Regions from separate parts of the Homo sapiens genome. Here regions 2, 3, 4, 5, 6 and 7 are each linked to region 1. Evidence: chromatin contacts called from ENCODE Hi-C or POLR2A ChIA-PET data. All regions are on one chromosome and are shown on one strand. The core of a region is the stretch at or near the end of the contact, and the rest is flanking DNA. Distances in the headings are between cores, read along the strand shown. Region 1 holds the start of JAK1 (Janus kinase 1). Region 2 holds the start of USP1 (ubiquitin specific peptidase 1). Region 3 holds the start of SERBP1 (SERPINE1 mRNA binding protein 1). Region 4 overlaps IL12RB2 (interleukin 12 receptor subunit beta 2). Region 5 overlaps ATG4C (autophagy related 4C cysteine peptidase). Region 6 overlaps C1orf141 (chromosome 1 open reading frame 141). Region 7 holds the start of SLC35D1 (solute carrier family 35 member D1).

Region 1 (4,143 bases), core at 580-3,079:
ATATGATATACAGAATTAAGAAGAGGTTATGATTATTCCTATTTATAATGTCCAAAGTCATTCCAGTATGATGTCTTCACATCTTTAAATGTGATCTGGATCTATACAGGGGAGACATTTTCTCCACATTACAAAGCATATTGTACCAGAAATGTCTGGAACCCTGGTGGTCTCCATTAATCTTCACCACAAAGTACAAAAGAACACATTGATCCTTCAATGAAAATAATCCCCTGGTCTTGGAAAACATCAGAGTCACCAAAAGCAAAATCAAGAAACAACACATAATGGGGTTTTGGAAAGGGAAGAACAAAGATTCAATCAATACGAATTGCTCATCTTAAACAAAATCTACTGTGCCTATACCCATATTTAACTCAAATCTTTTCTTCAAAAAATAAAAAAATAGCCAAAACCAAACACGCCCTGATTTACATCTCTCTCTGCATTATTCTCATCACTTAACTACCCATGTTTTACTCCCTGAAAGAAGTAATGACAATTTTATACCACTGTAAATTCCTGCCAGTGAGAGAAAAACCCTATGACTTGGGGGGAAAAGTGTCAATGACATGTATAGCGATGTACTCAACCAGGGGCAGAAGGCAGCTCACAGCCACGTAGTAAGAAGAGTGGCAGGAAGGACGGGGTCCCCTTCCCCAGGAACACACAGGAAATCATGGAGTGCAAACCCTCCAAAAAACGTGTGCACAAACACCTGGCAAACATCGCATCTTTTATCTAGAAGTTCCGTGGTAAACACACATCCAAGGAGCCCACATCCCAGGGACCCTGGGGAGTGACTTTGGAGGAGTGTCTATTAGTCCTCCGATGCTCCCGGTCGCCGACGATGCGCGGATGGAGTTGGAGTGAGGGAGCCAGAGACCAGCCCCAGTTTCGGTTAATCAGTCCCTTTCCAGTGGGATTCGCAATTCCCCGGGTAGTTCTCTCCCACTGTTCCCCTTCCCTGGTCCTCTCGCCCAGGGTCTCCTTTCCCACTTCTCGCTGGCTACCTGAGGCCTGGTTCCTAACAGAACCTAAGAGGGGAGGGGGCGTTTCCCGAGTTCGCGGACGCCCAACACCCAGCTCCAAATCCCAGAAACTTTCCCTCGCTGAGACCGCAAGGAAGGAAAAAAGCTAAGACCCTCAGCCTCCTTCCTGGGGCCGAAGAAGAAAACCTTTCTGCGCTGCCACCCCGGCCGGGAGCTGGCGGTCAAGTTCGCGGTACAAGGAGCTAGGGACGTCAGCCCTCCAGCCCGCGCCTGTATCTCGGGGTGGTATAAACAGGATGTCAGACAGCGCGCTCCGGGCTTGTTTATGAAAACTTGCCGTGCGCGCTGGGGGAGGGGGCGGCCTGGCTTAACCGCTCTTCTCCCGGCCGGGGGCCCCCGCCCGGCGACCTCCTCGCCGCCCGCCGGCTCCGCGGGGCTGGAAATCCCCGCCTTCCCCGCCCGAGCCGCGGGGTCCTGAGCTGCGCTCAGGAGCAGCCCGGGCCGCGCAGCCTAAGGACCGACCAAGAGCGGTGGCCGCGCCTCCGGCCAGTCCGGGCTGCGCGCCCCTCGCCTGCCGACCGCGGCCGCCCCGGCTCCTCCACCTCCCCCGGTGACACTCACCACTTCCGTGTGCGCCTGGGCCAGGCAGCGCCCCGTCGCTGCGCTGGCTGGGGTCGACCGGCAGGCTCGCTAGGCGGCCAGCCCCGCGGGGCCCCAGCGTGCGCGCGCCCAGGGCTGAGGAGGGGTCGCGGCGAGGACAGCCGGGACTGGGCGCAGGCCCGCACTGTCTGCAGCTCCAGGATACTCCGCGGCCGCCGCGGCCTGCGCTCAGCGACGCACCGCCTCCCGTCCCGCCCCGCCCCGCCCCGCGGCCGGCCCCACCCCCGTGGCCGCCGGGCCCACCCCCTCGCGACGTCACCAGCGGCAGCCCCGGAAAGCGGGGCGGGGTCGCGGTCCCGGCGGAGACTCTGCGCCTCCGGCCTACCCGCCCCGCCCCCATCCGGCTTCGCTCGCGAAGCTGCCCCCACTCGTCTCTGTTCACCGCGTCCTCTAGATTCTAGAATCTAGAAACTCATCTAGGACGCGAGGTCATCTATCGCGGGGAGTAAAATTGCCAGGATTCGCCCGTAGATTGACCCCTCCCAGCTCTGGAGCCCCCTCCGCCACACCTTTGTGCGCTCGATGCAGAAATGCATCCCGCCTCCTCCGTATACGCTCCGCTTCTTACCCCAGCTCAGTAGGAGAGGAGCTAGTGGAGCACTAGACTAAAAAGAATTTAACAATACAGCCCCCAGCTTGGACAAGCTACTGCAGATCCAACCCATTCCGTATTTTAAAAGCTCTTTACGAAAAAAAAAAAAGCATATGCATAATAGGAATTAGAACTACATTCACTGATACCTAATGCATGTACAGCGCTTTTCATTTTTTACTAATAACCTCTCAAAGTAGTAGCATCATCTTATCCATGAGGAACAAATTAAGTCTTTAGTGTCTTAATCAAGGTCACACTGTAGCCAAGATTCATACTTCGTAGGCAGTCCACGGACAAATCCTAACAATTTTATTTCCTTAGGTATCTCTCCAATCAGTTCACTTGTCTATGTTCCGGCAACACGGTCCGAGCTGCCACCATCTCTCACCTGAAGGGACCACGAACATCTCTTAAATCGTCACTCCATTCACTCCAGCCCCCAATTAATTCTCTACAATGAACTTTTAAAAATTCAAATCTGTTCCACACACTCCCATGCTTAAAACACTCCAGCGACTTCCCCCTGACAATCCCTGGATGAAAATCCTCCGAGGCCGTGCACGGTCAGAATTCTGCAGCTTCAGGGCTGTGGACAGAGGCTGCCCCACCTGTGCTGACTTCACTAACCCTGCTGGACAGTTCCTGATCACTTGAGTTACTGCAACTGAAACTGAGCAAGATATTCTGGGTGTGGAATAAAGTCAAGCATCCGAATTAGACTACTGAATTTGAGGTTTGGCCTCCACCAGTAACCACCTGTGTTGCCCTAAACAATTCTTAGTTGACTCAATTCTCAGTGGAGCAGCAGACAAAAGGATCTCCAAAGTGCCTTCCAGAAGTACAGAAAAGAGGACCAAAGAAGACCGGAGATCAGAGCAGACAGGGAGGCAACCCGGGTTGCCTGCATTGTGGGTGTTTGTGTGCAAGTCTTGTCTCATCTGCCACACTCTGAACAACACCTCAGGGCTGTTTGCATCATTTTCTTCACCTGTTAAATAGGGATAATGCCTTCCTTAAAGGGGTTTTGCTGAAGGTGAACTATGATAATATAGCCCACATGGCATGGGCTCAGGAAGTGGTAGGGGTTTTTATTGAGCTGGACCATAAAGAACAGGTGAGACTGACATGAAGGGAGACAGAGACGTGAAAGAACAGCATTTCAGGTGAGGATGTAAAGAAAAAGGAAAGTCAGGAAGGCAGCAGTGAACCCATTGTGCCCACGAACGAATCTGGCTGTTCACAGGGTGGAATCAGGGGGAGAGGGCCTGGATTCAGTTTAGATCTGTTCGTCTATAACAGACATTGTGCTAGGTGATGAAGATTCAGAGAAAAAAAAAATAGACTAGGTTCCTGACCTCTGAATGCTCAATGCAGTCAGAGAGACAGGCAAGTAACAATTCAGTGATTCCCGGTCCTGTAATGGTGATCACAGAAGACAGTCACCCAGCCGAGTCTGAGGAAGTCAGAATAAGCTTCAAGTAGCCGACAGGAGGCAGGAGTCAGGAGGTAGCGGCATATTCAGGCAGTAATAGTATATGCTGGCTGGGTGTGGCGGCTCATGCCTGTAATCTCAGCACTTTGGGAGGCTGAGGCAGGAGGACTGCTTGAGGCCAGGAGTTTGACACCAACTTGGGCAACACAGCAAGACCCTGTCTCTAAAATAAAAACAAACAAACAAACAAAGGCCAGGTGCAGTGGCTCACGCCTGTAATCCCAGCACTTTGGGAGGCCGAGGTGGGCCAATCACTTGAGGTCAGGAGTTTGAGACCAGCCTGGCCAACATGGCGAAACCCCATCTCTACTAAAAATACAAAAATTAGCTGGACGTGGTGGCGGGAACCTGTAATCTCAGCTACTTGGGAGACTGAGGCACAAGAATCGCTTGAAGCCGGGAGG
Region 2 (4,143 bases), core at 884-3,383, 2.5 Mb before region 1:
TTTTTTCTTACATTATCATACAGCCAATCCATCAGTAGAGCTCGTTGGCTGTGCTCAAAATATATCTTGAACCCTACCAGTTTTCAACATCCCACCATCTTATTCCAGACTACCATAATTTATTCCTTGGCTTATTGAACCAGCATCTTGGCTGACCTTTCCGCTGGTACTTTTCTTTTTTTGAGACAGAGTTTTGCTCTGGTTGCCCAGGCTGGAGTGCAGTGAGGCGATCTCGGCTCACCGCAACCTCCGCCTCCTGGGTTCAAGCGATTCTCCTGCCTCAGCCTCCGGAGTAGCTGGGATTACAGGCCTGCGCCACCACGCCCGGCTAATTTTGTATTTTTAGTAGGGACGGGGTTTCTCCATGTTGGTCAGGCTGGTCTCGAATTCCCGACCTCAAGAGATCAGCCCGCCTTGGCCTCCCAACGTGCTGGGATTACAAGCGTGAGCCACCACGCCCGACCCTGCTTGTACTCTTGAAGGTCAACGTGTAATCCCGCCACTCCCCAGCTCAGAATCATCTAACGACTCCCATCTCCTTACTCGGCTTACCCAGGGTCCTGCCTTTCTCACTCATCTCATCTCCTCCCATCTTATTTCCCAAATTGACTGCGCTCTAAGCGCCCTGGCCTCCTTGCTTCTTTTCAAAACACCAACCACATTAAGCTTCAGGACGTTTGTAACTTGCTGTTCTCTCTGCCCGCACCATTCTTCCCTCAGATTCCTCCAAGCTTTTTCATTCAGCTCTGCTCAAATGTCAACTCAAAGAGGTCTTTCCAGGCTATCGTATCTATCACTTATCTTAGCGTCACTTGTATCTCCCTCTCCAGAATGTAATGCTCCTTTATGACAGGGAATGCCTTTACATCCCTCGCGCCTTGAAAAATGCCTGGCACATAGTAGGCACCTTAAAAATACTTGATTAAATGGATTTGGGCTGAACGTATCCTGCTTAACTGCAGCACTTGAGCTGAGGTCACCTCACCAAAGCAGGCACACAAACACAAAAGGAAGCACACAACCAGATGAGGCCTGCCTGCCGCTCCTGAACCCTTTGGGAGGGCTCGCGCGGGAACCCTGGGAAGCTCCCGCGGCCGGAGCTGGGCCTGAAACTGTTCTTTCGTTTCCTCCTGCGGCCGAGAAAGGGAAGAGGTAAACAGGCGAAAATGAGGCGAGCAGGGGCTGAGGACCGGGCCTCAGCTCTACAGCATTCGCCTGAGCATGTATTGTTATCCGTGGCAGCGCCTTGTCTCATTGGATGGCCCTAGGCCTAGTGTGGCCGCGACTCCGAACTGAAAGCCCAAGCGCGGCGGCGTCCAGCCGGGCAGCCATTTTCCGAAGCTGCTCTCTTGGTAACCCCGCCCGGGCGCGTACGCACGAACGGAGGCGGGGCTTACCGCGAGGGCCTCGCTCCGGAAGCCGCACCCTCCGCGGCGTCCCACCGTCGAGGATTAACAAAACGCCAAACAAGATTTTAACAGTCGGCAGCGAAAGCGCGCACTCGAGCGCCAATGAGAGCGGAAGGAGGGGCACCGCGCCTGAGGAACACTCCGTATGTCGAACAATGATTGGCTGGAGCCCACCTTTCTTCTTTTTTGCTATTAGATGGGCTTGCTGCTCCCGCCCATCTAATTGGCTTTGGTCTAGGTACTTCTGATTGGCTTCCCCCGGGCGGTGGGAGGCGCGGTTTTGGGGATTGTTCATCATGGATTGGTGAATTTGGGCTCCTTCTCGAGGTGGTGGCCCATCCCGTCTGCTCTCTGTCCCGTCTCCCGACCCGTACGCTTTTCCCTCAACTCGCGCGCACGAATGGTTAAAAAAAGGGTGTGAGGCTCGAGCCCGCCAGCCAGGCCGCTAGCACCTCGCGCGCGCCCTCAGCGAGGACCCGCACGAGCTGCCCGGCTCTGTGCCTGCGTTGTTTGAAACTGTGGAACCCGTTAGGCTTTTGGGGAACTACAGTCCCAGCTGGCTCCGGAGCCCGTGCGTGCCAGGGGCGAGTGGCCGTCGCGAGACGGCTCCTGCCTTTCGTGTCTCTGCAGCGTGGAGACTGGAACCGGCAATTTCAAAGGACGCCACGTTCAATCGCAGCGCTGGCGCGGGCGGAGGCTAAAACACGGGGGTCCTGAGACTGAGGAAAACGCGCCAAGTTCCCCTCGGTGGCGGAGTGCTAAAGACCCTAGCGGTTCAGGCGTTCGGCGAGCGGGGCCGCTGCTTGTTGCGCTCCTGGCTCTCCCGGGGCGGGCGCAGATGGGCGCCGCTCCCGGGATGTAGTTGGTGTTGGTGCAAGACGGGAGCGAGCGGCGGTCGGGGTTCCCGCTCTTGGGAGCGGATGGTCACTCCCCCGCGGGGAGGGCGAGCCGACCAGATTTTCCTGGGGCCGGGGACCCGGCGGGCTCGGGGCAGGGACTCACCTGTCGCACCCACACTCATTCGGGTTGGACTTGCCGGCGTCACCGCCGCGGACTTCGCTTTGGGCCATGACCAGGTAAGGAGGGCCTGGGAGGAGGGGCCGGCTCCCGGGCGCGGGGGCAAGTTCGGCCGGCGCGGGAGAGGAGCTGCCGGGGAGACCCCGGGACCGTGTTGGCCTCGCACCCTGGTCGACCTGCCAGGGGGAGCCGTGTGTGCCTCGGGCGTGGCGCCTGTCTTGCCGCCGCCGGGACGCGAGAAGGCAGGTGCGGGCTGGGCGTAAATAGGCCAACTCCGCGGCGAGGGCGCCCGGCGCGGGGGTGTGGGCCGAGGACGCCGCCGCCAGCCTCCCCCGACCGGGCAGCCTGGTCGCTGCTCGTCCTTCCAGCTTTCTTTCCGTTCCCGAGAGCGGTGAAGGATGGGGAGAAAGAAACGTTTCCACGCAGGTTGCCCTGTGTCGGTAATTGCGAAATTTTACCGCGCATTTTCTTTCACTTACACTTTTTCAAGAAGTGTTTAGAACGCCGCGTGTCTTAAACCTTGGCGAAGATGTCCTTGTAGATTTTTGTTGAAAAATCGGAATCGAGTCGTGTCATCTTATAAAGAATTTAAAACTATTGGGACTGAGTGTTCACGCTGTCAACAGATAATGGTCGATTCGTCGTGCTTTCTGCGAAAGTTGATTTAGTTACAGGAGAAATATTTTGGATGTAACAGCCCCCCAGTTACAAGGAAAGCCAGGAGCAAGAAATAGCAAGGAAGATACTGCACCTGGCAAAATGTTACATTCTCGGTGTGAGCTTTGCTTTGAGGGGCTAGGAGGTTTGGTTTTTTGATTAAGCTGACGATCCGCTATTTCACCTGCCTAATCATTCTTCCCTTCTGTGTAGTCTGGTTACTCTGTCGGTTTGAGATCCAGTTTCTGTCATCCATTAAATTGGCTCTCGAGAAAAACCTTTTATCAGAATCATTAATGCTTGGCGATCCCTGAGAACTTAGCGCAGGTTGGTTTATCATTCAGAAGACAGCGCTTCCTCAGAAGCATTAGGTAGACAGGAGAGTAAGTGAAGTTGGAGACAGAATGGAGAGATGGATCAGCTTTCCAGTGCTTCCTGATTTGGGTCTCAGAAATGGTTTCAGTGTGCTGAGTTCAGTATGAATTCCTAGATCAGTGTCAGCCATGTGAAATGCTTATTAAGGATGAAATTTGAGTGAGTCTTGTGTAGTTCATTTTATTACTCTGCATTTTAAATTTGAAACTCGTTGCTGAAGTTTTGGGCTTTAAGTAATTTTATGGTAATACTCTAGTCAGATAATTTTTCCTCCCATGTCCTGAAAAATAGGCCTGATGTAGAAAATATTAACTCCTACACTCCTACAAATGTTGCCATTTTTTTTCACGTGCAAGTTTTACTTTAAAACAGGGTGGGAAAGTTGCAAATGGCAAACCAAATCATCTTTTTTTCCTACTCAAAGCACTATTTTTAAAATCCAAAGTTTTTTAAAAAGTTTGGAAAACGAGTATTGTGGTTTCTAGTGCATTAAGAATTGGATTTACACAAAGTGCATCGAACAGTTTTTTTTATCACGGTCTCAACTTTGCTTGTGTTTTATCTTTCACTTACGGTTTTAGGTATAACTTAACACCATCTCTATGCCTTGAATGCAAATTATTCTTTAATAAGCTTTTTAGGTACTTTATTTTCATATATCCATGTTAATAACTAGAAAAGGCAT
Region 3 (4,143 bases), core at 779-3,278, 2.5 Mb after region 1:
TAACTCAGGCATTTAAACCATGCTTCATGTTTTGAACATTCAAAATGAGTGAACACATCTACCTGGTACACATTATTCGTCAGATTCAACTTTTTCGTGTACTTTCTTAAGCTTAAGCATAGTTTAAATAATTACACAAGTCAGCGTTACTTAACACACGAATTAAATGATTTATTTAATTGTGCTAGATTGCCATAAAGCTTAACTGGCTGAAGAGATACTTGGCCTAAGTGATATACATGCTTTCTAATACTCCAACTGTATTTTTCCTCAACCTATAATTTTACCACAAGAATTAATTATTTTCTTTTATTCACCACCTAGGACCGAGGTTCTTCATTCCGAGCCTCACAAAAGTCCTCAAAAAAAAAAAAAAAAACCCTCCTAAAACAAATCCTACCACGAGAAAATTGTTTTGATTTTTAAAATTAGTTCACTGTTACAGAATTCAACTAAAGCTAAAGAGAAACAACTCCTTTCAGAGAAGCACGTGGCAGGAAGGGGTAATTTCAACTTTCAACATATAAATGCAGCTTTAAAGATTCAGACCTTAGGTCCAACACCTGCTTGCTATTGATCATGCACGTTCTTATCTCCAAACTGCTTGCTCTTTTTTTTCATCCGCAACAAACTGGTAAAGCGAATGCAAAAATCAAGACAATCCTGTGAAACTCACAGTGCCCTAGAAACAACTATTAACCGCCAGTGAAACTCTGACCATGCTTCACGCACATGTGGTGGAAAAAAAAAACTGCGAACTCTAAAGAGCTCTGCTGCGACTAACGCTGTGACAGCCTCTGCACTCACTTCACCCACGAGGCCCAGACCCCACCACGTGAAAGATTCAGTTTGGGGAGTCGAGAGAGAGGATCGTGACTCGAGGACGTTCCTCGGGATGTCCTGCAATCACCAGTCTTCATTCATAATTCCCGCTCCTGGTTAATCGAGTGTGGCCAAACTCCTCCATTTCCCAACGGCTCAACTCACCCCAGCAAGTTATGAGAAAGTCCTAACAGTTGAGAGGTGGAAGAGAAACAAATAAAGGACATGCGGCACCCCAACCTGCAGCTTACTCCACACGTCTGATGGCCTGGAACGACCCCCTGCTTTTCAGCGGGGATACTCCGCGCCGTCGTGGGACAAGACGGCAGGACAGGAGCCTGAAACAACAGCACCTCAAAGGAGCAGCTCTGCGCAGTAAGCAGCGATGGACCCCCAAGCTCCTCCGTAACTACGGAAAGCTTCGGTGAGGGGCCGGCTTCCCCGCACCTCAGTCCATGCGCTCACCCGCCAAGGAATCCGGCGGGAAGGCAACAGCCTCCCAGGACCTCGAGCGCGCTCGAGGAGCAGCTCATCTCCGACCACGCTCCTCTGCTCACAACCTGAGGCGGGAAGGGGATGGCTCCGAGAACCTCGCCGGCGGTGGCTTGAACTTGGGGCTACCACGCTCCTGGCACCTTCGCAGGACCGGACTTTTGTCGCGTGAAGAAACGTGAGGATATAGGCGGCAAAGTCTCCCGCGGACCCTCGGAGCTCCAGAAACAAGTGGCAGCCGGCAGCCCCCTCGCTCCTTCCCTCCATCCCAGTCTCCCCCACATTCTGCCCCTGCTTTACCTTCTTTCTTAAGCGCCACGGGCGGCTGCGTCTCCTCTTTCTTGTCAACCACGCCAACGCTGGGGGGCAGCGGGTTCTTGCGGTCTTTCTGGGACTCCTTGCGCAGCTGTTTGCCTGCCGCGTTGGAGTTGGTCTGGGCCGCGGCCTGAGCTGCGCTCTTGGCCCCAGGGCCCCCAACGCCGCCCCCGCCGGCTTCTTTTTTCTTGTTCTCTGCTGCCTTCAGCACCTCGAAGGGGTCCGATTCGTCGTCAAATAACTGGTCGAATCGGTTGGTGACCACGCAGCCGAAGCCTTCCTGTAAGTGCCCAGGCATGATGGTGGCTCGGCGGCGCGTTCCTCCACGGATTGCAGCGGGCCGCGCCGAGCCAAGAGCGCCTGCTTCAGCTCTTCCCACAAGATGGCCGGGCCGAGAGAGGGGGGCCGTCTTCTCTTCCGGCGCCAGGCACACATCCGGGAGCGGCCTGCGCCGCAAGGCACTGTGGGGTATGTAGGCCAGAGTCATTTCTCCTGAGGCGACTCTCCGCGTCGGGACTACAATTCCCAGGACGCACCGCGCGACAACTCTTCGCGCGCGCCTGAGAGGCGAGACCCCATGAGGGGAGTGAAGCGTGCGGGCTGAAGGAAGGGAAGCGTGGTGGTGGGCGGAGTCCTGCCACCTGCTCTGGCCACCCTTAAACTCTCTAGGTCTTCAGCTACCTTGAAACCAAAAAACCGTGACGGCGTAACTGACTCGCGAAAGTGCTCTTTGGTTTCACTCACGCCCCCTCGGGCTCAGGGCTAACTTTCCCCACCGCTCCAGGGGGGTCAAGGTGACTCCCAGACCTTACATCTGAGACGCACAAACTTCCGGGGGAGGGGGTGTTGCTGAGGCGCCGCGCCGGCCGCGGGTAGGCTGGACCCTGCCTGTGCCAAGTCCGAGCTGCTCAGTTGCTGGAGTGGCCCTCCGTCAGCCTCCACGGTGAATCGAGGCTCTTCTGTCTAATGTGAGGGGGAATACGTTTCCTCTCGCGGGGACATGAACTAGGGTAGCAGAACTAACCAAAAAGACAAGTGAAACTATCACATGGGAGCGTGGCGCGTCTTTCCCGGGCTTCTCACCGTGTGGCGGCGGGTGTCGTAGGAGTGGTTAACTCCTGACGGTGCAGCGCTAGACGCGGGGCAAGCCTCCAGGAAGCACTGTTTATAGAAACCCTGTTACAATTATTCCAATTAATCGTCCGTTCGTGTCCGGCAAGTCAGGGCTTAGGTGGCTGTGTTGTTAGTCACATGCGCTCAATACATATCATTTGAGAACATTTCGAGTGCATGTGTGCTAGGAGTTGCGGTGAGGGGAGGGAAATATTGAAGTCAACACTTAATAATGACAAAGCATTGATACTAGTTGAGAATATTAAAATTCATTAAAAGAATACAATTTGAATGCGTATTTAAGCACATTTGGTAGCACCGGGTTTAAGTATATCATAATTTTTAAGTCCTTTTCCATTAACACAAAGTAGCAAATGCATCGCTTATTTGGTAGGAGCTATGAATAACCTTGAACTCAACATTTTGTTAGGCAAATAGTTTGCCTCTTTTCACAAATGTTGAAACCACTTCAGAGATGAAATGATTTACCAAATTCACACCTCTGTAAGTGCTAGTGACAGGCATTAGCCCAGTATTCTATCTCCACTAGGAGACTGGACATCAGCTCTTTAATTCAGACTGCCCTGATAGAAAGCAGTCCAATTTTTAAATTTCCGATATAATTTAAACATTGTTGCGTGTCAGGATATGTAACATGGCGGAATGTAATCATCAATTTCCGAGCAGATTTTAAATCAATTCCTTAGCAGGGAAAATAGAAGACACGAGTCATATTACATACATGGGGCAGCAAGCCTCCTGGTTTTCTTGTTTCTCAATCCTCCCCTATTCCTCACTTATTTCCCTGCTGCCTCAGTCCTGCACCCTGCCCACAACGCCCAACCTCAAACACACCCCCTATCTCATCCCCCCTTCCACAGGCTCTGGTTCTGTGGCACCTACCAAGACAAGGAGCTTTTGACCATACTCTTCCCACCTTTTTGAAATAGCTCAAGTGCAATGTAGAAGATCTCCACATTTTGACAGATTTTCTCTCTTCACGGGCTGTTGCGTCTCTGAGACTGCCTGCATCTTTGAGACATCTGTGAAAGCTCCTCTTCTTAACTCTTTCTGGCCACGGCCACAGTAACAATATTCATACTAAAACGTGATGTTTTAGTGTGTGCTTGGTGCACTTTACATACGTGATCTCCTTTAAACCTTACATCAACTCTATAAGAAAGTTATTACTCCATACCTCCCCCCCGCAAAAAAAAAGTTATTGCTCCTGTTTTAAGATTAGGAAAATGAAAACAAAGAGCTTAAGTAAGTTAACTACTCCTGCCACAATCTGGGGGGTGGGGCAGGCCTGTTGTTATTCATTTTTCTCCTCCATTACAGATTTCTGGTTTGCTCAAACAGAGCTTCGTAACCACCAAGCATTATTACAATAAGAATATT
Region 4 (4,143 bases), core at 939-3,438, 2.4 Mb after region 1:
TTATCAAAACCATTTTCTTACAGGATGTATTAAAACAGGCAGAGGGCCAGATTTGGCCCATGGGCCGTAGTTTGCTGACCCCTAAGCTAGCTATACTCGAAAGCATCATATTTGTGTCTTTTTGCTTGAGGCTTGAGAATGATTCTTTTCTCTTCTAAAGAGATTTATATCAGACACTTTCACTAACAGGAAAGTGTTATGTTTAAGATTCAGTAACAGTCCCTAAACCCTTCTCTCCTTCACTTGTTCTCCTCTAAGCTCAGCACCTATCTTGGAAGGAAGGAATGATAATTCAGAACTCTTTTCAAGAAGTTATATGAAGAAGAGCAGAGATATCAATCTTTTGTTGTTTTTGTTTTTAGGATCTGAGATAATACAGTGTATCTGCAAGGGGATGAAAAGAGTCCAGCAGAGAAGGAGAAATTAATGACACAGGGAAGGTGGGGATAATGACTGGAGAGATGTCTTTGATAAAGCAAGAGGGAGCGGGGTCCAGAACTCTAGCTAAAGAGTTGGACCGTGATGGAAGTAGGGATGATTCATCCACTGGGACATCATTAACAGTGCTGTGTTAGGGAATTGGTTGGGGGAGTTTGAACGTTTTCATGGTGGAAAAAGAAGGGAATTTCCATCTGATTTCTTCCTTTTGCTCGGTGAAGTCTGAGGCAAGGTCATCTCTTTTTCATATTGGTGGCTTCTTCCACTTTAACCCTACAGTTTTTTCCTTTACAGACAAAGTATTTTCATCTGACTTCCATTTCTCATATTTGTATGCTTAGTCATTTGTACCCATTTCTTTTGAAATCACTTGAACATACTGGCCTTTGGCTTTTTTTTTCTCATGTGCCTATAATAGTTTTATCTGTATTTGGCTAGATAACATTGAGGTTAGAACTTTTAGTGACTCTGTGACAGTTGAATGTCAAAGATTCTCCTCCCTATTAGCCCTTGTGTTGCTTTAAGCAGCAGTGATTTTACACCCCTGGTCATGAAATGTTACACTTTTTAGAGACTCATGCAGATTCAACTAATGATTTCTCTCCCATGAAGGTATACATTGCAGGTAGGCACCATTAACATTTCAGTTTACTTGCAATTTACCTTGTGAAAAGAATATAATTCTAGAATTTGATTCTTAGCTCTGTAATAATCTGTTAGGTTGTGGATTTTTAATGAGTCAGTGAGTGTCCCCTTTAGATTTCTTACCAATATGTAATTAACTGAAGACATGTACTGCTGTGGTACAAGTCAACTGGCTTTGACACTGAGCACACCCGGGTTTCCAAACCCTGATTTTACAAATGTCTGGATTATCTAGTTTGTGGAGTAGTCAGGTCTTGGTCAATGTAGTGAACTGTAATGGGAAAAGCAGGGTCTTCGGGGAAAGCAAGACCTGGGTCCAGTCCTCAGCTTTGCCATTTACCAGACCCAGGTCTTTTGTAAATCATTTAACTTTTGCCAGCCTCCTTGTCCTCAGCTGTAAAGCAGATGTAATCATATGCACCCTTGCGTTGTGTGAGGGTTAAACGAGATGATGTATATAGTGTCCGGACACCACCTGACAGTAGGTGGTTAGTGAACGTCATATCCCCTTTCCTTTGTTGCCTGTGCTTTTTTTCTTTTTGCATCTAAGCTAGCAGATAGAAGTCCCAGGTTTGATTCCTGGGCCACTCTTCATATTCCTGGAGAATTAAGAGCATTTTCAAAATGTTTTACATAAGTGTTGCTTACCTCTAAGTCCTCACTGCAAAGGTAAATACTACTGCAAAGGAGAGAAAAGAAAAGAAGTGAATGTTTAGAAAAAAACAAAAAAGAAAGTAGAGCAAGAAAGGCAGGAAAAGGAAGTAATGAAGGAGAGGATAGAACAAAAAGAAGGCCCAACTGATGGGGGATGGAAGTATCGCAGAGAAACCATTAGCTTTCTCAGAGCCAGGCACCTGCACGGTGCAGAGCCAAGGCTATGGGCTCTGGGATAAAACGGATTTGTGTTCAAAGCCTGGCATCTCTGATGATTAGTTCTGGGACCTTAAGCAAGTTCCTTAACCTTTCAGCACTTCAGTTTTCAAATGCGGGAAACAGCAAGAGCTACACTTGCTGAGCACTCACCATGTGTCAGCACGCTCCACTGAAATTCCCACTCCACCCTGTGTGATATGTGGAATTATCACCCTCATCTGACAGATGAGGGAGCTAGCCGAAGGATGTGGTTAGCATTTGTTCAAAGTCACAGAGCTGGGCTTACCCCGCAGACCTGGCTCTGAAGCTCACACTGACTACTGCAGGAGGAGGGGAGATGGAGCTGTGGATGGGCCCACACAGCACCTGCCCTCTACATGTGGGTACTTACGCTCCCTTTCTTTCTCTTTTGCTCTTCTCTTATCTCCTGTTATCCAGGTGGTGGGACTTAATTTTCTAGAAATTTCCATCTGGTTAGATGGAACTTTCTAACCTAGGAAAAAACCCCAGCGCAGCCTCCCCTCAAATACACTCTAAGTTTCACTGTTGAGGAAATTAGCTTGGTGCAGCTGAAGCCTGTTTTCAGGAGTTGTTTCTGCTGGTTCCACTCCTGGCTGTAAATCAAAACAAATCTAAGTGACTTGATGGTAGAGGAAACAAAATGACTTCACTCACTCACGTGAGCATGAACTCATGCACACACACACTCACACTTACACATACAGGAGTTGATTATTTAGTCTCTTTGCAAGTATGTTTGGTTGAAATTAAGTTGGGCCATATTTGACCATTGTCTTACAGATTGGTGGTTATTTATTTAATCAGTTCAGCCTGTGTTTTGGCATTAAATAGATAATATCACATGATTTGTTCATTCATTACTTAACAATTATTAGGAGCCTATTATATTCTAAGTGCTGCGCTGGGTATGTGGCATATTAAATGAGATAGGACTTCCCTTTAAGTACATCATTGTCTAATGATCACACACCAAATAATTGTACTATACCATGATAAGTCTAGGAATGGAGATGAACACAAGGTTTGTCATTTATATTAGTGTATTTTTACAAGACCAAAAAGTGTTTTTCTATATGAGTTGTATCTTCTCTGTTGAGAATTCTTTCTGCATTCTAGTAAAAAAAAAAAAAAAAGAAAAGAAAAGAAAAGAAAAGAACCACATATACTTTATTTTTATTTTTTTGCTCTGTCTTATGGTGCTAAAGCCACATGTACTTTCCTTGGGTTATTTTAATAACACATGTTTTAAGAGTAAGTTAAGGCCGGGTGCAGTGGCTCATGCCTATGTAATCCCGGCACTTTGGGAGGCCAAGGTGGGTGGATCTCTTGAGCTCAGGAGTTCAAGACCAGCCGGGGCAACATGATGAAAGCCTGTCTGTATAAAAAATACAGAAATTAGCCAGGCGTGGTGGTACGCACCTGTAGTCCCAGCTATGTGGGAGGCTGAGGCAGGAGGATTGCTTGAGCCTGGGAGGTGGAGGTTGCAGTGAGCTGAGATCGTGCCACTGCATCACTGCATTCCAGCCGAGGCAACAGAGCAAGATCCTGTCTCAAAAAAAAAAAAAAAAAAAAAAAAAAAAAAAAAAAAAGTAAGTTAAGAAACAAATTCCTCATCATTTTTTTTTAAATTTGTTTTTAAGGTAACCTTGTTTTTCTGACTTTTTGGCCAAAGATATATATGTTCATTGTTAAACAAGAAAAAGAAAAAATACTGGGACACACACAAATAATTGAAGTTATCCTCTAATTCTACTCTTCCAGAATTGTTTACTGAATGACCAGTTAACTTTCAAAGTAGTAAATATATGAAAATATGTCTTTTTTTCTCCTTTGAAACAGAGCCTACTGGGATGTTAGATGTCTGGTACATGAAACGGCACATTGACTACAGTAGACAACAGATTTCTCTTTTCTGGAAGGTGAGTTTTAAGCGTCAACTTAAAACTCAAGGGAATAAAACTGAAGGCAGAAAAAGACCTATTTGCATAGTGGCTTTTATATGAAGCTTCAATGATTTTGCTAGAGCTCATTTTCTCACATTCATGACACACCACAGTGTCATGTGCCTTTGGTGGATAGGGGTGAGAGCTGAGTTCCTTCTTCCACACAGTCACATCGTTTCAATCCCACTTCCTATAAGATCAAGGTCTTTTTCCATCCCTGGCA
Region 5 (4,143 bases), core at 807-3,306, 2.2 Mb before region 1:
CTGTGCTAATAAGAAAAATAAATTTAAATAGTACTAAACTTTACTGTAGTTTTATAGTGTGTTTTAATATGTGGTAAGGCAACTCTCCTCTTCAATCGGAATTTTTGGTTATCCTTTATAAAGTGTCTCAATTTGTGATACTTTCCAACATGGCTCAAGGGATCATCTTTCAAAATAATCTCTGATTTCTCCAAAGTTAAGATTTTTAGAAACAGCCATTTTAATATTTGTTTTTTTTTTTTGGAGACAGAGTCTTGCTCTGTTGCCCAGGCTGGAGTGCAGTGGCACAGTCTTGGCTCACTGCAAGCTCTGCCTCGCAGGTTCAAGTGATTCTCCTGCCTCAGCCTCCTGAGTAGCTGGGATTACAGGCATGCACCACCATGCCTGGCTAATTTTTATATTTTTAGTAGAGATGGGGTTTCGCCATGTTGGTCAGGCTGGTCTCAAACCCCTGACCTCGTGATCCACCCACCTTGGCCTCCTAAAGTGCTGGGATTATAGGCGTGAGCCACCGCCCCTGGCTATTTATTTATTTTTGAGACAGTATCTTGTTCTGTCGTCCAGGTTGGAGTGCAGTAGCACAATCATCGCTTACTGCAGCCAGCTCAAGTGATCCCCCAACCTCACCAGTAGCTGGGACTGTAGGCACACGCCACCATGTCTGGCTAATTTTTAATTTTATAGGGAGAAAAACTCACTATGTTGTCCAGGCTGGTCTTGAAAACTCGGCTCCAGCATTTCTCCCCTTCAGCCTCCCAAAGTGTGGGGATTGCAGGTGTGAGCCACCACACCAGGCTCCATTTAAATTTTTGTTACAGAAATAAAGTGGGTTTCAGTCTTTACAGAAAAATGGAATTTAATTTTAGTCATATGAAAAGTAACTATGCTGAATTATTTATTAAACTAGCAACAACTCATCTTTAGTTTAACCTTACGAAAATAATTTTATCGTTCTCAACTACTCTATCTAACAATGATAATGAAAGTATTTTCATAGAATAGTTAAGGATGTGTCCCAGAGGCATTTCAATTGTTTCAAGTTTGGGGGTAAAGTTACTCTGAGTAAATAGTGTAGCTACATAGCAGGAGTTTTGACCAAAAATAATGAAATAACAACTCAACAATTTATTCCACTCCAAGTGCCTTTGAGGTTAGAATATTTGTTTCATTAATTTCTGTATCTATCACAGCATCTTAATTTTTAATTTTAATTTTTGTGGGTACATAGTAGGTGTATATATTTATGGGGTACATGAGATGTTTTGATATAGACATGAAATGTGTCATACTTACATCATGAAAAATGGGGTATCCATTCCCTCAAGCATATATCCTTTGTATTACAAACAATCCAGTTATGCTCTTTTAGTTATTTTTAAATGTTCAATTAAATTATTATTGACTATAATCCCCCGTTGTGCTATCAAATACTGGGTCATATTCATTCTTTCTATTTTTTTTTTTTTGTACCCATTAACCATTCCCACCTCTCCCCAACCTTCTCATTACCCTTCCTAGCCGCTGGTAACCATCCTTCCACTCTCTGCCTCCATGGATTTGTCACAGCATCTTATCTTGCTTTTGTATTTACTTAGGCATCATTATCTAAGATATAGACTTCCCCATATAACATGTCTAATTGCTCACTGTCTTCATTTTTTCCCCATCCAGATTAAGGCATCTTGGTTTTCACACTTGCTGAGGACTGTCCAGAGTATTCTGGATGGCTGGTGATGAGAACTGTCTGAACCAAAAAGTCTTCCCTGTGGCCTTCTTTCTTTCAGACTTAGAAAGAAGATACCTGCATGCACATACTCTCATTAAAAAATTTTGGATCTAGAAGACCAAGCTTGGTGGCTTTTTAAAAATAATTTTTTTAAATTCTAAAAATAATAAATGTTTTTGTATAAGATTTGGAAAATGTGGGCAACTGTGGTATAAAAATAACCACAGAGAAACTACTTTTAACATTTTGCTGTACTTCTTTCTTACTTTCTAACTCCCTTCATTCCCCCTTCGCTGTCCCTGCGCTTGCCTGTGTCATATGACACATAAGTTTCAGATTCTGCATAGTGTTTCCCCATTTTAGGAGACATTTTTAATGGATGCATAATCCATCATGTGGATGCACTATATATAATTCACACATTTTATAAACTCTTTTCCTTTTCTTGCTTTTCCAGATTTTGCTAAATTATGTATGCAGTTTTCTTGAGGAAAATTCGTCTTTCCTTTTCTTTATTCTAGTGTCAGTTAAAAAAAAATTCTAATTCTGGTGAGAGTGCTGCTAGTGATATACCTATATTTCATATCAGTTCACTGATTCCTTTAATAAATATTTTTGAGAACCAATTCTGTGCCAGGCAGAATTTAAGAACAGTCAGTTACAGTATAGTGCAATGAATGTGGTGATACAGGAAAACGTAGGATCCTATGAGAACTAAGAGAAGGATACCTATCTTAGTTTAAAGTTTAGAGAGGGCAGTCAGGAAATCTTACCAGTCTTACCAGAGGAAGTGAAACCAAAGCTGGGTTTCAGGGACTCCATGATAGTAAGGTCATCATACAGTGAGGGTGAGCAGTAAGGCACTTGAGTTAGAGGGAACAGATGCAAAGGCATGAGGTACCAGATAACATACCAAGTTCAGGAAGCTTTGATATTAATATTAAATGTGGTTTCAGCATATGCTGCATGTGAAGTAGTAAAAGAGGAAGCTGAGTAAGTAGGCAGAGGTTATTTCATGAAGGGCCTTAAATATCATCCTTAAGTACCAGGAACTATGCCAAGTGCTAGGGGTATAAACAAAAAAAACAGAGTCCTTGAGGAATGTGTTTATAGCTTTCATTCTCGTTTATGCGTCAGCAGTTCTCAAATTAATATGCCTAGCCCAGACCTCTCCTTTGAGCTCCAGATCTATATATCCAACTGCCTAGTTGATTGACATCCCGAGAATATATCTAGAGTGTAAATTCCAAGAGAACAGGTATTTCATTGCCTTTGTTCTCAGCTGTACCTGCAGTGCCTAGAACAGTGCCTGGCAATAATTTATCTAATGATTAAAGAAAAGAATGGCAGGGCGTGGTGGCTCGCGCCTGTAATCCCAGCACTTTGGGAGACCAAGGTGGGTGGATCACGAGGTCAGGAGTTCAAGACCAGCCTGCTGGGAGGCGGAGATTGCAGTGAGCCGAGATGTTGCCACTGTACTCCAGCCTGGGAGACAGAGCGAGACTCCATCTTAAAAAAAAAATAAAAAAGAAGGCCGGCGCAGTGGCTCACGCCTGTAATCCCAGCACTTTGGGAGGCCGAGGCGGGCGGATCACGAGGTCAGGAGATGGAGACCATCCTGGCTAACACGGTGAAAACCCGTCTCTACTAAAAGTACAAAAAATTAGCCGGATGTGGTGGCAGGCGCCTGGAGTCCCAGTTACTCGGGAGGCTGAGGCAGGAGAATGGCATGAACCGGGGAGGCGGAGCTTGCAGTGAGCTGAGATTGCGCCACTGCACTCCAGCTTGGGGGACAGAGCAAGACTCTGTCTCCAAAAAAAAAAAAAAAAAAAAAAAAAAAGAAAAAAAGAAAAGAACTACTCTCTGCTTGTGTTTCTCAGAGACATCTTAAATACCACATATCTCAAATCAAATTCATAATCTTCTCCCTCTAACCTCTCCCTCTCCTGATGTTTCCTATCTCAGTGATTGGCACCATCTGTTTAGTTTCACACACCAAAGCCTGGGTATATCTTTGGCATATCCCTGTTCTTTACCTTCCATATCCATTGTATCACCAAGACTTACTGAATTTTCTACATGTTTCCTCAGATGTCCATTTCTCCATCTTCACTGCTCCAGTCCAAGCTATCATCTCCTAGTCCTGTATAATACAGGTTGAGCATCCTTAATCCGAAAATCAGAAATCTGAAATTTTCCAGGATCTGTAACCTCTTGAGTGCCAACATGATGCTCAAAGGAAATGCTCATTGGAGCATTTTGGATTTTGGATTTTCGGATTAACGATCCTCAACTAGTAAGTATACATAATGCAAATATTAAAAAAAAAAAAAAAGAAATCCAAACACTTCCAGTCCCAAGCATTTTGGATAAGGGATACTCAACCTGTAGTGGTAAACTCATTATCTACTTTTATT
Region 6 (4,143 bases), core at 429-2,928, 2.1 Mb after region 1:
AATACAAAAATTAATACTTAAGAGACTCTCTAAAGTGACTTTCCCTTGCTAATTCTCTGGTTTAATTTATCTCTATAGTTCCCTATATAAAAACTACTGAATGATGTCCAAGGCACACTCAATGCTCAGAGCTAGTCACTCTTCAGCATGCCCATGAACTTCTGCTGAAGTGATTATCAAGAGTCAATAGTGTTGGTTCCAAACCTCTTTCTGGTAGTTGCTATTGCAATTATGTAATTTAATTAACCACCACACATAGCATACTCAAAAAAAGGTCTTGGTTACACATTAAAAGATTAACAAATTGATATATATTTTTATTTAATAAATTTGGATGTTTAAGTTTTACATGTATGTTTTTTATGATGCTCTGTCTTAACTGACTTTATAAGTGCTAGTCCTTACCATGTTCAATAATCTCTACTGTATTGAAATATCTCCAACAAATAATATATTATCTTCTCTACTGTCTCCATACATAAAGTTTTACATAATATCAGAGATGAAATCACTTTAACATTTTATCATTTTGAATCCTAAAATTCACTTGAATTTTGGATTTGTAGGAGCATATATAAAATTATTAGGACTAATTTGAATTTCTATTAAGTAATTACTGAGTATACAAATTACACCTACCTCAGTTGTATCCTTAAGATAAAGATAGGGTCTAATAGATCTTGATTTTAGATGTTCTTCTACTGGCTCTAAAGAAACAAACATAAGTATTTCCATGCTATTAAGTTACTTCTAATTAAACCCAATCAACCATTTTCTCCACTGCAGTAAACTTTTAAGAAATGTAAAAGAATAATTTTATTTACTTACATATGCATTGCTTGTACATGGTTAGAGCTAAATCTATTTTAGAATAATTTGCCTTAAAGTGAATTTCTATTAACAGACTATAACTTTCAATTATTTACTATTATATGATAAAGCTATATTGTCTTGGAAAATGATGGATTTCTAAATAAAATAGAATCATATGTGTTATTCAAAAAATATTTTGGCTAATTCCTTTGAAAAGAGAAATAGAAATAGTCCCTTCTACCTGCATTTCTCTCATATTCAGTTATGAGTTTTAGTAATCTGAATTATCATCCAATGGATATTCTTAAAGTAAGTATGGTGCAGGGGTCAGGCATACAGACTTTGGACTTAGATAGCCTGGGTCCAAATTGCACCTTTTTGTGTGGGTTACATAGCCATAGCCATAGGAAAGTTACTTAACATCTGTGAGTCTTACTTTCCTCATTTGTTAACTGGAAACAATAGCACTTATAGAAATACTTTCTGAGTTAAATGAAATAATAGATGTAACAAATTTAATACGGAGTCTGGTAGTCATTCAATCAATAGTTATTTGTTGATCAACTATATGCCAGACACTGATGGACTCTGGAATTGTGACTCCTGCCCAATGATGCATACATTTTAGTGGGTAATATGGAAAATAAACAAACAAAAAAACAAGACATTGGACTTGTGCAGTGGCTTACACCTATAACCCCAGCACTTTGGGAGGCCAGGACAGGTGGATCACTGGAGCCCAGGAGTTTGAGACTAGCCTGGGCAACATGGTGAAACCCTGTCTCTAAAAAAAAAGTACAAAAATTAGCTGAGTGTGGTGGTGTGTCTGTAGTCTCAGCTACTCAAGAGACTGAGGTGGGAGGATTACTGAGCCAGGGAGGTCGAAGCTGCAGTGAGCCGTGACCACACTGCTGCATTCCAGCCTGGGCAACAGAGTGAGACCGTGTCAGAAAAAGAAAACCACCAAAAAACAAAAAACCAAGGGGTGAATAATTGAAATTTATTCTGTAACAGAAATAAACACACTTTGGTGAGGGAGAACCATAAAAGAGGTATATTGTTGATAGCGTAGTCAGAGGACGCCTCTCTGAACAGATGACATTAACCAAAATATGCAAATGAGCTACAAGTTGCATGAATAGAGTATTGGTGTGTCTAGGCAGAGGGGAAAATATATATTCCTTTCAGGCAATCTGGTAGTTGTACTGAAAAGAGGCTAATGAAGTTGCAATTTGTTTATTTATTTTGAGATAGAGTCTTGCTCTGTCGCCCAGGCTGGAGTGCAGTGGCACCATCTCAGTTCACTGCAGTCTCCACCTCCTGGGTTCAAGTGATTCTCATGCCTCAGCCTCCCAAGTAGCTGGGATTACAAGTGTGCACCACCACACCCGGCTAATTTTTGTATTTTTAGTAGAGATGGGGTTTCACCATGTTGGCCAGGCTGGTCTTGAGCTCCTGACCTCAAGTGATCTGCCTACCTTGACCTCCCAAAGATCTGGGATTACAGGTGTGAACCACCCTGCCTGGTTGAAGATGCAATTTAAATGAAGGCCAGGGAGGTAGGGAATGAGGCTGAATACACACACAAGGTTCACAATATACAGGTCTTTGTTTCTTTTCTTTCTTTTTTTTTAGATGGAGTTTCACTCTTGTTGCCCAGGCTAGAGTGCAATGGTGCAATCTCAGCTTACTGCAACCTCTGCCTCCTGGGTTCAAGGGATTCTCCTGCCTCAGCCTCTCAAGTAGCTGGGATGACAGGTGTGTACTACCATGCCCGGCTAATTTTGTATTTTTAGTACAGACAGGGTTTCGCCATGTTGGTCAGGCTGGCCTCAAACTCTTGACCTCAAGTGATCCACTTGCCTTGGCATCTCAAAGTGCTGGGATTACAGCCATGAGCCACCGTGCCCGGCCAGGTCTTTGTAAGAAGTACAAGTTTCATACTAAGTACAATGAGAATCCGCTGAAGAGGCTTTAATCAGGATCAGCCTACTTTTAAAAGATCACTATATGATTTAAGGAAAGAAAATGGATTAGAGATTTTTGCTACCATTATGGAAGGCCAGGTGATTAGTAACAGCCCTCCTGCTGAAAACACCTTAAAAGGCTAGATTGAATATTTTTTAAAGTCTAAAGAGAATCATTGACTTAAAAGATGATAAGGGATCCCTGGTCTTAAATCTAGGAGAAGATAAGAACTCAGATAGGGAAGCCCAACATGCCAAGCCACTTTTTCCCTGAGAGTATTTGTGATGTGAAGGTAAGATCAAGTTTTGGAAGCTTCATGGCTTGAGATAGAAAAAAACAAAAAGCTGACCAAAGGTCCAAAGTTTTGATATTTAAATGTTCTCCAGTTCCCTTCCCCCACACACAAAAAACCCCCACACCTATTCATTTTACCTGGGATCCAAAAGGGTTACAACCTTAGGGTGAACTAGAATAGTTAAGATTGCCACCTGGATGTTTTAGGGAAAGTGAAGCCTTGAATGCTTTAGTATGTTCTGACAAGTACTGCCTCCATATACCTGGCATAAACAATAAAAAAAAAAAAAATCTTTTCTGGAGTAACGTATCATCACCCTAGTTCTCAAATTGTTCCTATAAATAATTTTCCAAATACCGTCCAGCACACATTCAAAGATAATAAGACACATAAGGAAATATGACATTATGAAAGTGAATCATGAGAAATAAAATAACAATGTGTATAACAAATCCTTTGAGAAATCAAGTTATGAAGCATAATAGAGAAATTAAGCAATAGGGGGTGATGTGGAGTCAAGAAACCTCAGTTAAGAAGGTTGATGAGAATTATGCAATTGAATGATTGTTTGATAATGGAGAGAAAGAGAAAAACGAAGGCAACACGAAAAGCTCAAATTCTCTGAGAACTGATAATGCTGATTCCTAGCTCACGGACTCCTAAAATTTCTTTTTTATTTTGAGATGGAGTCTCGCTCTTGTCACCCAGGCTGGAGTGCAGTGGCACGATCTCAGCTCACTGCAGCCTCTGCCTCCTGGGTTCAAGCGATTCTTCTGCCTAGTCTCCTGAGTAGCTGGGATTACAGGCACGCACCACCATGCCCGGCTAATTTTTGTACGTTTAATAGAGACGGGGTTTCGCCATGTTGGCCAGGCTGGTCTCGAACTCCTGACCTCAGGGGATCCACCCGCCTCGGCCTCCCAAAGTGCTGGGATTAGAGGCGTAAGCCAGCGTGCCCACCCAGCCAGATTCCTAAAATTTCTAACTTGAAAGTAAGTTTCTATTAAGCAAGCTGTTCATACTTGACTTCTAAAAAACAATAACAAGGAAATTCTCAGCATTGAGCT
Region 7 (4,143 bases), core at 611-3,110, 2.1 Mb after region 1:
AAGGCAGGGAGAAAAGACAGAAATATGAATATGATCAATGTGAGACAGAAACATCATTTGCTGTAAAATATGATAATGTATTAGAGCCCATGGCTCTATTGTCAGCAGAAAAAGTAAAGGCATTTCATCTTCGTTTGGAGTCAAGCAGAGGCAGACAGTATAAAATAAGCCCAAAGAATAATGAATGCAGGATACACTGGCTAGATTAGATGGATAGAGAAACTGCAAAACTATTGTACTCTCAACAAGTGTGCATTAATTAAAAACAGAAGAATATTCCTAGGTTATTTTTTCTCTTAAGTTTAAAGAGACTGTAGGCCTTCTTTGACACATATTACTACTTTTATTCTTTACATTCATTATAACCACTCTAGACTGGGCAATTTTGAGGCTGCAATTTTTAAATACGCAAGGCACTGATAAAATATGTTAATACATACTGACTTCATTTCACAAAATAAAGTATCGCTTTTCTTCTTTTACCTTTCGAGGTACATTTCTGTCAAGGTCAGGAAACTTGACTACTCTGAGCGCCTTTCCCACCCAGAGAACTGCCACTGTGGCCACCATCTGTAAACAAGAGAACACAGATTCACTGTTCTACACATAAAGACACACACAGAAGTTCTAACAACATAAACCACGTAATGGTGAGGATTCCAACTAACCTGGCCAAGTCCAACACATAGTGAGGAGGGAAATCTACAAAAAGGGCAAAGAAAAAAACAAGATCAGAACAAACCTAACTTAGCTCCGTGAATTCAATTTGCACATCGGCAACGTTAATAAGGCATTCCGATACAAGCCACATCAACGTCCGCCCCTAAATCAAACAAAAATCTTGGGAGAAAACTCTCTGCCTGTTGGTTGTCAGTCCACCCCGCTGATGTAGCCTCGGGCGGCCGCTTGTCCCATCTTGTCCGAGTCTACAGTTTCAGTCCGCTGCCTGCAAAGGATTTCTCAAGGCAGTGCAGATACAGATCTCTGCAACGATTTCACACACCTTAAAAAAAAAAACAACCAACTTCTGCCTCTGGGTCCCAGTGTTAGCAAGGGAATAATTGTCTGCTGGGTTGAGGATGCGTACGTCCCCAGAGGCTGTCAGCGGGTGCAGGGGACACTGAAGCCCCGGCCCCCTGTCCAGGCTGCGGAGGAGGGAGGCTTCCCTCGCTCTCCTCCCTGATCGACAGGCATAACGGCTCAAAAGTCACCAAGCAAATCACTTTGCTCCATCTCTCTGAAGGGCAGGGTTTTCGGGGCGGTGCGCCCAGGGCATGGCAGGCGAGCCCCAAATGTGCCGGGCCGGCCGGAGCTCCGCGCAGGGAGCGGACCCCTGCCACAGGCCCGCTCGCCAGGCCGGCTCCGCTGCCCGGGCCGCGCGCGTCAGCCGCCCGCCCTCCCCAGCTCCCGCCCAACTTTGTTCGGCTTTAACTTTGGCAGTCAAAGTCCAGGGAGCCGGCGCCGCGCCGCCGCCGCCGCCCGCTCCTCCTCCGCGGCCTGGGCCGCCGCCGCCTCGGCCCTACCTGTAATTGGTGAGCACGCTCTTATTCACCACCACGATCAGGAAGGAGCTCACGCCGTAAAAGCCGGCGGCCAGCAGCTTCAGAAACACGGTCAGCGTTTCGGCCGACGCCATCCCCAGCTCCTCCTCATCTCGGAGTGTGGAGGATTTCGCGGGGGCTTCTCCTTTAACCCGAGCATGCTGACGTCTATGAACTTCCGCCATGGCTGCCGCAGCAGCGGTGGCCTGGCGGCGGGGCCTAGCGGCTCGGGGGCCTGCAGCGGCAGCTCCCAGGGGACTCCAGGAGTTGGGGACCGCAGACTAGGCCAGCTGCGCGCTCGCCGCCTCGACTCCCCGCTTGGCCGCCGCCTGTCCCCGCCCAGGGGCAGGGACGCCGGGGTTCACACCCCTGGAGACTTTGCTCGGGCATTGTGCAACGCGGGGTCAGAGAGTAGGGCCGCGCCGGGCTTAGCCTGGGCAGGGGTTGGAGAGAGCCTGGAGAAGGGGCAGTGGCGACCCCCCTGCCCGAGGCGGATAAGGAGAAGCCAGGGGAACTACATCGAGACACCAGAGCGCCGGGCGACAAACCACAGACTCCGGGTGACAGTCGCCCTGCGCCTGCGCACGAGCACGCGCTGGGTCTCTCCGCGGGGCGCGTACCTGGGGCGTGGGGAGTCTGGTGGCAGAGGGGCTGGAAGGCCGTATTCTCCGGATAACTGCCGCAACTAAGTGCAGACCCTCCTCCCCTCTGTTACAGGTGGCCGGCCAAGTAGTTACAGTACACTGCGTCTAGACTAATTCTGAATGCTCTTTTAGTCTCTCTTGCAGGGGGTAAAAACCCTTCAAAAGTATCAGATGTGGATCAACAGTAAACACTCAACGAAAATTTCATTCCGCAATGCCTCAGGCTTCTTACATTTTCTGAACCCAGAAAACACCAAACAATACTTTTCAGATTGAGAAGTTTCGTTTGTTTGTTTTAAGAAAAATGTTGACATATCCCAAAAAGTAGCAAGATAAGCAGCTTGGGGATTGGGGAAAGCACAAGGTGTTTGGAGCCTAAAAGACTTGATTTCCAATTGTAGGATTCCTAGAAATGACGACCCCCCCCCCCCCCACCAACACACTCACTCCTTATTGTGTGTCTTGGACCAATTAGATGACCTCCCTGAACCTGATCTCTGTGGATGTGTAGCTAGCAAAGAGCTAGTTTTCGGTAAATGGTAGTCATTATTGTATAACAGAAGCAAATCATTATGATCGGTTTAAGCAAAGAAATTACGTATTGAACTTTAATAGATTAGGAAAGAAGAACTTTGAATTATTTTTCTAAGTGCTTGGTCTGTATCTTTTTAAATTTCTTTTTTTTTTTTTTCTTATTTTTATATTTTGGTAAACCAGGTATAGTGGTTCACACCTGTAATACCAGCACTTTGGGAGCAGGTGGAATGCCTGAGCCCGGGAGTTTGAGACCATGCTGGGCAACAAAGTGAGACCCTCTCTCTACAAGAAAATAAAAAAATTAGCCAGATGTGGTGGCGCACGCCTGTGGTCCCAGCTACTCAGGAGGCTGAGGTGGGAGGATGGCTTGAGCCCAGGAGGTCAAGGCTGCAATGAGCTATGATCATACTACTGCACTCCAGCCTGGGCAACAGCACAAGACCATCTTAAAGAAAGAAATAAATTGTGGCAAAATATACAAAGTATAAAATTTATCATTTTAACCCTTTTTGAGTATGCAATTGCATGGCATTAACTGCATTCACATCGTTTTGCAGCCATCATCACTAATCCATCTTTAGAACTTTTTCACCATCCCAAAGTGAAACTCTTTCCCCTTTAAACAATCACTCCCTGTTTCCCTACTTCCTTCCCTCTCTGCTGTTAACCAGTGTTCTACTTTCTGTCTCTGTGAATTTGACTACTCTAGGTACCTCATATAAGTGGAATCATGTAGTATTTGTCCTTTCGTGATGAACTTACTTCATTAACGTAATGTCTTCAAGGTTCAGCCACGTTGTAGCATATGTTAGAATGTCCTCCCTTTTTAAGGCTGAATAATATTAAATTATATGTGTATAATTGGTTTATATCTTTTGAGTTACTTTGAGAACACCTATGTTCTTCAAGTGTTTCTTAAAAAACTGGTACACAGGATGAGGTTCTTAACATAGCCTACAAGGTCCTAGATAATGTGGTTCCTACCCACATCTCCAGAGGCACTATTCACGTTTCCCTCCCCTAAGGTGCAGATAAATCAACAATGTGGGTTCCGGCTTCTGTGTCTTTACTCCCATTATTCCCTCCATCTGGGCTGCTTTTTCTCTTCCTCCTCTCACCCAGCTCCTGAAAAACTCTTACATTTCCTTCCGTATTTTGGCAGAACATTACCTCTTCTCTGGGCAGCCTTCACACTGCCCCCCACTTCCCTCTACATAATTGATCTCTCTCCTTTGTGCCTCTCCTACCGCATCTTTATATACCCCCTTTATAGAGTGTCCATCTGCTGCTGCTGCTATAACAAAATACCTGAGACTGGATAACATATAAAAAATAGAAATTTATTTTCTCACACTTCTGGAGGCTGAGAAGTCCAAGATCAAGGTGCCACCTTAACCACTGCATCCTCTGAAGGGGAAGAA

What was found. A loop is a pair of places that touch in the nucleus more often than their neighbours do. ChIA-PET counts read pairs that join two places held with the same protein, here RNA polymerase II (POLR2A). Pooled maps may share reads with other maps.
Region 2: a map of naive thymus-derived CD4-positive, alpha-beta T cell shows a loop between it and region 1 (12-fold over the local background). The contact joins the promoter of USP1 here to the promoter of JAK1 in region 1. A Hi-C loop is called at or near these places in 3 of 168 maps with a recorded cell type or tissue (OCI-LY7 and naive thymus-derived CD4-positive, alpha-beta T cell), 4 of 37 single-sample maps with no recorded cell type and 12 of 50 pooled maps.
Region 3: a map of B cell shows a loop between it and region 1 (13-fold over the local background). The contact joins the promoter of SERBP1 here to the promoter of JAK1 in region 1. A Hi-C loop is called at or near these places in 2 of 168 maps with a recorded cell type or tissue (B cell and CD8-positive, alpha-beta T cell), 7 of 37 single-sample maps with no recorded cell type and 10 of 50 pooled maps. POLR2A ChIA-PET finds 5 or more read pairs at or near these places in 1 of 52 experiments (activated T-cell).
Region 4: a map with no recorded cell type shows a loop between it and region 1 (4-fold over the local background). The contact joins the enhancer-like site here to the promoter of JAK1 in region 1. A Hi-C loop is called at or near these places in 2 of 37 single-sample maps with no recorded cell type and 7 of 50 pooled maps. POLR2A ChIA-PET finds 5 or more read pairs at or near these places in 2 of 52 experiments (activated CD4-positive, alpha-beta T cell and activated naive CD4-positive, alpha-beta T cell).
Region 5: a loop to region 1 is called in a pooled map, with 4 times the contacts of the local background. The contact joins the enhancer-like site here to the promoter of JAK1 in region 1. A Hi-C loop is called at or near these places in 2 of 37 single-sample maps with no recorded cell type and 4 of 50 pooled maps.
Region 6: a pooled map shows a loop between it and region 1 (5-fold over the local background). The contact joins the enhancer-like site here to the promoter of JAK1 in region 1. A Hi-C loop is called at or near these places in 2 of 37 single-sample maps with no recorded cell type and 2 of 50 pooled maps.
Region 7: a pooled map shows a loop between it and region 1 (10-fold over the local background). The contact joins the promoter of SLC35D1 here to the promoter of JAK1 in region 1. A Hi-C loop is called at or near these places in 2 of 37 single-sample maps with no recorded cell type and 8 of 50 pooled maps.

What each region holds. Positions count from the first base shown.
Region 1 is chr1:64,964,720-64,968,862 of GRCh38, forward strand. JAK1 (Janus kinase 1) reads right to left here and starts at 1,830. Exons shown (of 25, transcript NM_002227.4): 1 at 1,614-1,830. RefSeq lists a silencer at 1,175-2,054.
Region 2 is chr1:62,434,916-62,439,058 of GRCh38, forward strand. It overlaps USP1 (ubiquitin specific peptidase 1), which reads left to right and starts at 2,134. Exons shown (of 9, transcript NM_003368.5): 1 at 2,134-2,485. RefSeq lists enhancers at 601-1,368, 1,051-1,400, 1,369-2,136, 1,961-2,030 and a silencer at 2,731-2,790.
Region 3 is chr1:67,428,374-67,432,516 of GRCh38, forward strand. It overlaps SERBP1 (SERPINE1 mRNA binding protein 1), which reads right to left and starts at 2,029. Exons shown (of 8, transcript NM_001018069.2): 1 at 1,615-2,029. The coding sequence starts at 1,927. RefSeq lists enhancers at 566-1,202, 1,838-2,473, 1,911-2,180, 2,391-2,470, 2,501-2,680.
Region 4 is chr1:67,334,808-67,338,950 of GRCh38, forward strand. IL12RB2 (interleukin 12 receptor subunit beta 2) reads left to right here. Exons shown (of 17, transcript NM_001374259.2): 9 at 3,817-3,896. Among named protein-coding and RNA genes, the nearest start is that of IL12RB2, 29 kb to the left of the region's middle. RefSeq lists an enhancer at 4,099-4,143. Within about 2 kb of position 2,189, at least 3 of the 41 ENCODE cell types and tissues checked have a DNase peak (open chromatin) inside an H3K27ac peak, as active enhancers do.
Region 5 is chr1:62,798,420-62,802,562 of GRCh38, forward strand. The region is part of intron 1 of ATG4C (autophagy related 4C cysteine peptidase); the gene reads left to right. Among named protein-coding and RNA genes, the nearest start is that of ATG4C, 16 kb to the left of the region's middle. RefSeq lists an enhancer at 2,422-2,471. Within about 2 kb of position 2,057, at least 3 of the 41 ENCODE cell types and tissues checked have a DNase peak (open chromatin) inside an H3K27ac peak, as active enhancers do.
Region 6 is chr1:67,110,938-67,115,080 of GRCh38, forward strand. All of the region lies in intron 5 of C1orf141 (chromosome 1 open reading frame 141), which reads right to left. Among named protein-coding and RNA genes, the nearest start is that of C1orf141, 22 kb to the right of the region's middle. Within about 2 kb of position 1,679, at least 2 of the 41 ENCODE cell types and tissues checked have a DNase peak (open chromatin) inside an H3K27ac peak, as active enhancers do.
Region 7 is chr1:67,052,288-67,056,430 of GRCh38, forward strand. It overlaps SLC35D1 (solute carrier family 35 member D1), which reads right to left and starts at 1,861. Exons shown (of 12, transcript NM_015139.3): 1 at 1,524-1,861; 2 at 669-702; 3 at 484-570. The coding sequence starts at 1,726. RefSeq lists silencers at 1,276-1,485, 1,776-1,965.